Regions from separate parts of the Homo sapiens genome. Here region 2 is linked to region 1. A link is a loop called in an ENCODE intact Hi-C map of the cell type or tissue named here. Cell type or tissue: PC-3. All regions are shown on one strand. Links, peaks and the distances in the headings refer to the core of each region. The heading gives the core; the rest is flanking DNA.

What was found. A loop is a pair of places that touch in the nucleus more often than their neighbours do. Peaks named below come from ENCODE experiments on the same cell type or tissue, not always from the same donor. Only the 100,000 strongest peaks of a DNase experiment are listed, where the experiment ranks them.
Region 2: it touches region 1 in a loop (1.9-fold over the local background); 2 of 110 quality-filtered maps call a loop at or near these places.

The regions. Positions count from the first base shown.
Region 1 is chr2:188,774,345-188,779,743 of GRCh38, reverse strand. The region is part of intron 1 of DIRC1 (disrupted in renal carcinoma 1); the gene reads left to right. Among named protein-coding and RNA genes, the nearest start is that of DIRC1, 13 kb to the left of the region's middle. In PC-3, for the core only: no CTCF peak of the experiment used is centred there; a DNase peak (open chromatin) is centred at 2,923; H3K27ac peaks cover 470 bases.
Region 2 is chr2:188,591,994-188,597,392 of GRCh38, reverse strand. GULP1 (GULP PTB domain containing engulfment adaptor 1) reads right to left here. Exons shown (of 12, transcript NM_016315.4): 12 at 1,467-3,453. The coding sequence ends at 3,382. Among named protein-coding and RNA genes, the nearest start is that of DIRC1, 200 kb to the left of the region's middle. In PC-3, for the core only: no CTCF peak of the experiment used is centred there; no DNase peak of the experiment used is centred there.

The DNA of each region.
Region 1 (5,399 bases), core at 218-5,217:
AAATAAATAAATAAATAAATAATAAAATAAATAATTAAAAAATGGACTGTGCCAACTTATTATGGGACTAAATTGATACAATGACTACTTCTCACTTGGGCCAGTAGCATCTAGCGGCTTTTCATTAAGACTATAATAGCAGTAGCAAAGGGAAGTTTATAAGATTGTTATTTTTCTCTTGTTTGCCCCATTTGTAACCATTCTCATTAACCACAGAGTGCCCATCCTCCCAACAAAACAAAGACTATCCTGTGTGACTTCCTAGGCCTTCAGACTGAATAGGAGAATATCTCCTAGCATGACAATTAATCTAATTCCCAGGGAGGCCAAGTGCATGCAGCAGAAATTCAAGGCACTAAATATGTTTTTGAAATAGTTTTATTTTTGGTACTTCAAAAAACTTGAAGTAGTTTTTGGCTGGGTGCGTTGAATTCCAGCACTTTGGGAGGCTAAGGCAGGCAGATCACCTGCGGTCAGGAGTTTGAGACCAGCCTGGCCAACATGGTGAAACCCCGTCTCTACTAAAAATATAAAAATTAGCCAGGTGTGGTGGTGGTGTCCACTTGCTTCTGTAAGCCCACCTACTCAGGAGGCTGAGACAGGAGAATCGCTTGAACCCAGGAGGTGGAGGTTGCAGTGAGCCAAGATCACACCACTACATTCCAACCTAGGTGACAGAACGAGACTCAGTCTCAAAAAAACAAAAAATAAAAAATAAATTGAAGTCGTTTTCATGAAAAAAATTAGAAAATTTTGCATTCTTTACAAGTTACTTCATCTTTTTTTATTTTAAACCAAAGCAGGGAAAACGATAATCTTTTCAGTGCTTAGGGCTTCGAAACCTCTTTCTGGCTCTGTTTCATTTTCTTATAATGCTATTCAAGTTATTAAAAAATGACTAGATGTGATTGTCATTTTAAATAACAATGGTAATATTAATTCTTGAATTATTTTCAAATTCTGGTAAAAATGAAACTCATAGGCAAAACTTAATATTCTTTACAATTTATAATTTTATGGTTGTCCATGAATAAAATGTGTTTTAAACTTGTCACTGCTTTTAATCTCTGTCAGATATTGATTGGCCTAATTGTAACTTAATAGAGGCACTTTTTCACCCTTGACTTAAACTTCTGTTCACTTTTGTAGGTAGATTGAGTTTAACGGGAAGATAAGCTTCTCCTTAGAAATAGCAGCATTCACCATCTAAGTACCTCTGTATTAGTGAAACCAAACTCCTAAGATGCATATTATTGACTCCAGGAGGAACATACCACAGAAATCATTTTCTGCAGCTGGTTCTATGTTCTTGTGGTGTTGATTATTAGAATAAAATCAGAATTTGGGAATAAAATCATATTGTCTTTGCAAATAATAGCATCTTACAAGTAAATCTGTACTCAGCCTAGAAAATTCATAAATAGATGTCAAAATAATGGTTTCTTATGCAACCACTTTCATAGAACAATGTGATTTACTAAAGGTTCAGGGAAATATCCAAGAGATGACTAGAACAGAACCTCAAATAATAACAACGTTTAAGGGACTGATTGCAGGATTATTCTACAGAATTTAACTATCTGTACTCAGGGTGGAACTGCAGTGAAGGAGTAGTGTGCCTGTTGTTATTTTTATAATTTAACCCTACATTCCCAGTTCATGTGTTATAATGCTCAAGAAGTAACATTATAAATTTAATTTCAACTTTAAAACACCTTTAAGGTTATTTTCCAAATCTCAAATAGATCCAACAAGAGTTTCAGAAAATTCTTTTAAAAAATGTATTTCCATTTTTATGCTGTTTTTTTTTTAAAAATAGTCATACGATATCATATAATTTATTTAGAAATGCTCCCATATGAATGAATCATTTGAATTAAGATTGCAGGGAAGAATAACTTTTTTGAGTAACAATGTTATCTCAAAATTTAGCTTTAAAACTATAAATCCAGTTTATAAAAACTATATAAAATATTTAATAGTCTAGGTTGGTAAATACATATGTAAACCTCAGAATCTAAAGCTGTTTGAGTCCTACTGCTACTTACGACTTTGGTATACTTAAGTAAATTCTCTGTACTTACATGCAATCAAAGTGATTTCTAGAAGGTTTGCTTAAAGAAATCAGGTGCATTTCTTGAGGTCACAGAATGAGTACTCAACAGGCAGAAGGTGGAGATGGAAACTAGTTGTGGATATTTGCTAGCAATGATGAACGAGATTGTAATCCCTGCAGTCAATTCTAAAGTACGTATATAAGGAACACATTTTCATTCAGGGACACTTAATTTGTAGATCAATAGCAGAGTTTTGAATTATTTTTTTTCCACATTAGTGCCAAGTATTTTTCATCCTGAAGTAAGGCACTGAACATTTGTTCTCCAACTTCAAAATCAACCACTGCTTTTTTTTTTGAGACGGAGTCTCGTTCTGTCGCCCAGGCTGCAGTGCAGTGGCGCCACCTCGGCTCACTGCAATCTCCGCCTCCCGGGTTCATGCCATTCTCCTGCCTCAGCCTCCAGAGTAGCTGGGACTACAGGCACCCGCCACCACGCCCAGCTAATTTTTTGTATTTTTAGTAGGGACGGGGTTTCACCGTGTTAGCCAAGATGGTCTCGATCTCCTGACCTCATGATCCACCTGCCTCCGCCTCCCAAAGTGCTGGGATTACAGGTGTGAGCCACCGCACCCGGCCCAACCACTGCTTTTATAAAGCTTAGAAAAAAATCCCCATGTTCTTTCTCCTGGTGTTCAAGATTTTCCCATGGTTTGTCCATAACATATTCTCAATCACATTAGTCCTAAAAATTAGAGTCAAGCATATGTATTATCTGATATTTATGTGTATTCTACAAGTTTCTATCTCTTTGCCTAACAATGTTTTCTCTGATTACTTTCTGAATTCCAAGAGCATTACGCACATCCAATTCCAAGAGCATTACACACTTGACATTCTTTTCAAGTGCACATAGAATATTTTTTCAGGATATGCCATATGATAGCCACAAAGCCAGCCTTAATACATAAAGAAAATATAAAAGGATTGAAATAATCCTTTTAAAGGATTATTTAAATTAAGGAAATGTGCTCTCTAGCATAAATGAAATAAAATTACAAATCAATAACAAAGAAATTAGGGAAATTTATGAATATGTGAAACATAACACAATCCTAAATAATTAGTAAGTCAAAAAAGAAATCACAGAGGACATTAGAAACTATCTTGAGATGAATGGAAATAAAGACACAACATGCTAACATTATGGAATGGAGTTAAAGCAGTGCTTGGAAAGAAATGCATAACTCTAAAGACTTACATTAAAAATATATTAGTTCAAATTACCACAAATTTAGTGTCTTAAATTAATGCGAATTTATTCTATTACAGTTCTATTGATTGGAAGTCTCACTGAGTTAAAATCATAGATAGTGTCAGCAGGGCTGTGTTCTTTTCTGGAGATTCTACAGGGAATATTTTTTTTTTAAACCTTTTCCAGGAACTAGAGACTACCACATTCCATGGTTCATGACTTTCTTTCTTCACCTGCAAAACCAGCAATGGTGGATCCAGTCCTCACACATCATTCAGACCTCCTCTTCTTTCTCTTGCAGTTTTAAGCACTCTTGTGATGACATTGGATTTTCCTGATAATCCAGGACAATCTTATTTTCAGGGAACTGATGAACAGTCTTAATTCTGTCTGCAACTTTAATTCTCTTTTCTAGGTAACCTAACACATGCACAAAGAGATTAGGGCATGGATATCTTTAGGAACAAAATAATGACTTCCCATGAGATGAACCTTGAAAACATGCTAATAGAAGCTGGTCACAGAGGGACACATATTGCATATTTCCATTTATTTAATGTATCCAGAATAGACAATTCTGTAGAAGCAGAAAGTATGTTAATGCTTGCCTAGGCTGTGGGGAGGAAGGATATTGGAGGAGAGACAGCTAACTGGTAAGTTTCTTTTGGGGGTAATGAAAATGTTCTTAAATTGATTGTAGTGATGGTTATACAAATCTGTGAATTTACTAGAAACTATCAAATTGTCCATTTTAAGTGATGGAATTGTATTGTGTACATATCAATAAAATATAATTTTATTGATTATATGCATATAATAAAATTGTGTATAAATGTAGAATTACATATAAACACATGTCTTATCTTCCATAGTTTAAAAAGGAGTGATGAATAATGAGTCCGGGTAGAGTGGCTCACACGTGTAATCCCCAGCATATTGGGAGGTCACTTGAGCCCAGGAGTTTCTGACAAGCCTGGTCAACATACTGAGACACTGTCTGTACAAAAAATTTAAAAATTAGCCATACGTGGTGTCACACACCTGTAGTCCCAGTCACTCAGGAGGCTGAGATGGAAGGATTACTTGAGTCTAGGAGGTCAAGAATGCAGCGAGGTATAATTGTGTCACTGAACTCCACCTGGGGTGAAAGAAATATCCTGTACCCCCGCAAAGAAGGAATGATGAGCAATTATAGTTTCATAGTCACTCAGTAAACTACAGATAACGTCTTCACTACAAAAACAGTAGCATCAGTACCTGTTTGTTGTTAAAAATAAACCTCAAGGACGGGCACGGTGGCTCACGCCTGTAATCCCAGCACTTTGGGAGGCCAAGGCGGGCAGATCAGGGGGTCAAGAGATCGAGACCATCCTGGCCAATATGGTGAAACCTCGTCTCTAGTAAAAATACAAAAAATTAGCCAGGCGTGGTGGCAGGCGCCTGTAATCCCAGCTGCTCGGGAGGCTGACGCAGGAGAATCGCTTGAACCCGGGAGGCGGAGGTTGCAGTGAGCTGAGATAGCGCCATTGTACCCTGGCCTGGTCAAAAAGATTGAAACTCCATCTCAAAAATAAAAATAAACATACATAAATAAATAAACTTCAAACATTGAGATAATTTTAAATTTACATGCAGTTGTAAGAAATAATACAGAGTGATCCCATGCACACAGAAGCAATACAGAACTGTAGTACGAGACATGGCCAAGATACTGGAAATAATGTGGTGAGGATACAGTGGAGATTTACTCATATTATTCATTTTTTGTCCTATTAATATTTATTGTATCTGGTCTGTAGTAATAGGCCCTGTTTCATTCCTGATATTAGTATTTTTTGTCTTCTTATTTCTTTGTTTTGCTGGGGGTTTGAATATTTTATTAATAGTTTTAAAGAACAGGCTTTTTGTTTCATTGCTTTTTCTCTTTCTTTTTTTTCAGTTTCACTGATATCTGCTTTTATCTTTATTATTTCTTTCCTTCTAGTTGTTTGGGGTTTATTTTACTTTTCTTTTTCTTGATTATTGAGCTTAGACTATTGATTTGCAACTTTTCTTATTTCCTACTATACTCTTTTTAATCTTACAAAT
Region 2 (5,399 bases), core at 76-5,075, 180 kb after region 1:
CTTGCTAGATTAAGAAAATCCCACTTAGAATTCTAGAGAAATTATGCTTTTAGGGAGGGAGTTTCATTAGTGGATTATCACAGACCTTAACAACAAAAGATCAAAACATGAAATAAATGTACAAGAATTAAGGTTTGTGTCAAATTTGTGAGATGCACTTAGAAGGGTGAGATTTTAAATATTTGTCTGAAGTTATATAGGAAGAAGACATTTTCTGCATGAGACACAGGGGTCCAAGGGCAATTCCAACTGTGACCATCACATTTGTAAGTTCCCTATACAGGGTGTAGTTTAGGTGGAGTCTGAAATTCAGTTGTCAAAATTGACTCCAAGATTCTTCAAGTAATTTAACAGAGGATGAAGCCCAAAATCATGAGTAAATATTGAATCTGGAAGTATATGTGGAAACACTGGAATAGAAAAACATTAACAGCCAGTTTTTTCAGGGTTATGCTAAGTAACATAAAAACGAATAAAAAAATCAGTATTTAGAAATGCAACATATTATCTATCAGAAATCCTACTGAAAATACATTCCCATAATATTATTAAATTTTTTTAGAAAAATCCAAATCCAAAATAAAAGAACAAAAAGAGACGAAGAAAATTTTTGCCATTGGCCTGCTCTGATAAACTTCACACTGGATGACTGATACCTGACATCAGCTAGTACGAGGTACCCAGACTTAAACATACTTAAATACAAGTGTTCCTGAGGAAGTTTTTGGTTCACACAGTGTTGTGATACATATTCGCTTTTATTTATTCACTGATATGCTTCCCATACTTTTACTTTATGACAATAAACTGACTGAAATCAGAGATCCTGTCAATTTAATGCCACCTGCTAACACATCTGTTAGCAAACTTGCTAGATGTTTTCTTACCCCATAAAGTACATGTTATTCATATAAAGTGAGTAATAAATGAATTTTATTGAATGAATTGATGAATTGTTCCTTGGTGTTCAAAGGCTGTGCATGTGAGTCCCGTGTCCATAAAATACTTAACATCATGTTTTAAATTGATTCAAAACTTCTTCATGATTGCACTCTTAGTCATAATCCACATCCTATTATCAAGTTCCACCTTTATAAAACTATCAGCCAAGACACCCTTTTCATTACTGCTAAGTTAAAAAAAGCCTCCAGTTATGAAATTGATATTTACATAATACAGTTTTTGCACCAGATGCTTCTGGTAAAAGGAAGCAAATCATGACCTCTCTCACCAGCAGGATCAGTCCACTGTTTTCACAACTGAATGATATTTGCTCATAAAGCTAAAATGTGTGTGGGCTGCAAGAAATGAAGTTAAAGGTAAAGCCCTTTATTTCTTCTTTGCCTTTCCCTCTTCCTCCCTTTCTTTTATCTCCATTTATGATCAAGAAAATCTGTTACATAATTAGCTTCAGAATGTGTCTGTATTAATTAGAGATTATTTAACAAATGAATTATGCAATTTAATTTATTTAAAATCATTTATTTTCAGGAAAACCAAACATATCGTTGAGTTTACATAGAAATACAATTTTCAACCAGATCTTCATAAAAACGCACTGGAGAAATAAATGTTCATAATTAATGACCAGTTATGTACTATTTCATCATGCCAGTAGCAGAGTTGATTACCATTAAAAATTGGTAAAGTAACATATCTTAAATGTGCAAATACCATCTTAGTACTCCATTGTGTTACCATTGATAATAAATGGCCACTAAATATATACCTATTACATAAATCTTTTTAAAGTACAATAAAAATACAAATTCTATCTGTTAAAAAAAGCCACTTATATGGCTTCTAAACATCCTTATTATACAAATTCCAAAATACTATCTGACAAACAAAATTATAAAGACTCTTCTTTATGAAACATATATTGCCCTCTAATTAAGGTACAACTTAGCAGATAAAAGAAACTAAACAAGAAGGCTCATATATACCATATAACATTAAGGAAAAACACACAAATATATATTGCATAAGCATATTTGATTTCTTTTCCTAGTGAAAATGTACCTTTAACACTTGAAGAAAATTCCAATGAGTAAATGATAAATCTATTTTTGAGGGCTACCCCTACTCTAAGTCACATTTTCATTAATTTAATTTATTTATCTTATAATGTGATGAACCAAGTTAGAAATTTTGACCATAAATTTTTGTTTTACTGAGTACAAATTAGTCTGTTAGGTAAAGGGTAAAGGTATAGGAAACAAATATTTTTAAAAGTCCAGGTTCATCAGCACATCAATAATGAAATGCAAGAGAATTTTATTGCTCATGTTCAAGACTAAACTGAGCAGTAACTGGGTTTTTTTTTTTTTTTTGGAAAATGAGATTTTTGACTTTAACAAAACAAATACAGATTGAATTTACCAAATATTGATAATTCATGTAGAACGGGTGCCACAGATTTTAAAGTATCAAAACCAAGAGGGCATCACAAAATAAACTTTGGTGAAAAATATCTTCATCAAAGAAGAAAATATGAGAAGAGTAGTCCTTATGCAGTGAGGAGAAATATATTTGGTAAAGTAAATATGGGTAGTAGATACTGAATCTATAGATAGCATATATTCCAAATGTTTTTTAGGGAATATCAAATCAGATGATGCTTAGATGTTATAGTAATATCACTTATCTCATTTGGAATGAAATTTAATGTTTTTTAATAAATAGCAAATTTTCATTTTTTCACTACCTTTATAAAACAAATTAAATATTTAGAGTATAACTGATCATAACTAACATCACCTTGCATTTACTAATAAATACTCTAAATACATTTGGTTTATTATTGGAATTTATATCCTTATAATTTTACCTGCTAGAAATTAGTGACCTTGTGGCATTATGTTTAAAGTTTACATTTTCCCAGTGATGTGAACAGTATTTATACATAAAATGATATCTGTCCAATGAATAGTAACATGTTTGTTGGTTTAAAAACAGAACATGTTTAGTTTGACATTGGCATGTCTCTTCAGAATTTAAAAAGTTATCTTTAAGGTATGGCTTTTGGGAAATCATTAATAAACTAGCCATCTGGAAAATGAATACAAATTTCAAGATGCTAACTAAATAGAACTCAGACACAAGGCAGGTATTTGTATAATATGTCTTTCAATTACAAATTCATCTACAGTAGAAACAGAAAGGAACATAAAAGTATGATCTACTTTACAGTAAGCTGTTTTTAAAATAAAAATTACAGATCAATAGTGAAGGTGAGGAAATTTAACTGAGAAAATTTTCAAAATATTAAAATATTCAAAAACATTGACACATGAATAATACCTATCTTAAAGTAATAATAATAAATGACATGTGTATACAAACACATTTAACATGAATCAGGATTTCTTGTTCTTGATGTCAGCACCTACTGTCTAACGGGTCGAGACAAAATACTGTGCCTTCAAGAGTTAGTCCCATTTTGAACCCCTCCTGTAAAACAGAATAAAATAATTAATATCTGAAATGCTTACAGCAAAATAAAATCAGTGAATAAAAAAGACTATGCACTAAAGTTGAAATATTCATGCTTTGATCAACTAATAAATAACTATATGTCAAATGTTGACTTGCTGAATTTTTATATAGGTGTATAGCACTGGTAGTTCTTTCAGACCCATTAACACTTTAATGTTTTAAATCTATGTGAGGTTAGCATGCATGAGAGACAGAAGAGAAAACATAAAATTAAGATAAAGGTTTCTTTTTCAGAAAAGGCTAGTTACTACATCATTCTATTGTAAATGAAATCTGTTAGCTTTAAAAATTATTATTAATTTAAATATTATTAAGATAGTTAGGCTTCAAATTGATGAGAGGTTCAAGATAGCCTGATGATTTTCACCTTATTCCTGGTTAGCACTGACCAGAGCCCGGGTAAAATACTTCTTTTAAATGCAATGCCGTATCCTCTGTGGAACACACAACTGCAGATTACTTTGCCATGGAGAAAACTTCCCCTACTAGCCTTGCTGTTGCTTGTAGCGGACTGGCTTCTTTGACTCCTACTCTTCCTTGCATATTTTAGAAGTTAAGTTGTCTATGATTTATTGAGTATAAGAACACAATTGCTAAGAAAGTGTTTTTCCACCAAGATTTTGAATTAAAATAATGGCATAGGAGTCTGTCCTCCTTCACTCCAATCTCTTTTTTTTTTATTGCATAAGATAATTGAACTGTGGGCCATCTCCAGTCTTGCCACCTCTCCCCATTCCTACCCTTTCCTGTAAATCTATACACATTGGCCTACAAAAAGATGAAAAGCACAGACTTGCACTGATCAATGAAAGTGGAGGTTACATTGTAGGTCTCCTTGTAGAAGCAAATGTGGTAGTGCTCTCTACATACTCTACCTTTTTTTTCTTACTAACAGAACTGAAATGTTTCAGAAAGGTAATTTGTAATTTGGAGTGGCCATGCAACACATTATTGGCAAATAATATGCAGATAGCAGTGTATTCCTAAAGAAAACAAAATGTCTCCTAAAGGTAACCATTGGTTTTCACCTCTGCTTTGGGTGTTTTATTTAATTGGACTGACTATATCTACTTGTATGTTAGCTAATTGGGTATCTTTTTGCATCTCTCCAAATTACTTTTATTTAGAATAATTATGTAAATGTTCTTATCTTTCTATAAATCCAATGTAAACATCATCATATAGAGGAGGAAGGTAGTTACAAAGCTGTAAGCCATACTTTATTTGTTATTAATGTTCAAAGAATATTCTTTATGTTTACAGCACAGAGACTACTACTATATAGCAATTACAGTGATGTAATCATTGTGAAAGTTTTTCAAAATGTCTTTCCAGTACTTGGAATACAATCTTTATTTAGTTGAGTAAATATGAGACTACTTATCATTATTTTTTAAAAATCTATTCTTATCACAAAATACATTTTGCCATATTTATTTATATTTTTCAAACAGCCAGCAAATACTTAGAAAAATAAATACTTTAAACTAAAATACTGTAAGTAAACTTTTCTTTAAAATTATTTTATTTGGATATCTGAAGATCTGTATATTATGTCATCTTCTGGTATATTACAAATGGTAAATAGATGATACATTGATAGATAATGACAGATAGAAAGAGAGTTACATGTGGAAATGTTTGATACCATACGGTACTTTTAAATTTTATCAGTTCATTCTGCTAGTAAACCAGTATCACTTCAATTACCCTGAAAATACTATTTGTCAATGTGTTATCAATATTGGAAAAGCAGAATAGCAGCCAAAGTAAAACAGAGGTCAATCACTATTTTAATAATAAAGTGTTAGTATATGACTTACAATAATATCTATCTCCATATTGACTTTTTAAGGATCCTTACATATTATAAGGTTTCTTGATTTTCTTTCTTCCTCAGA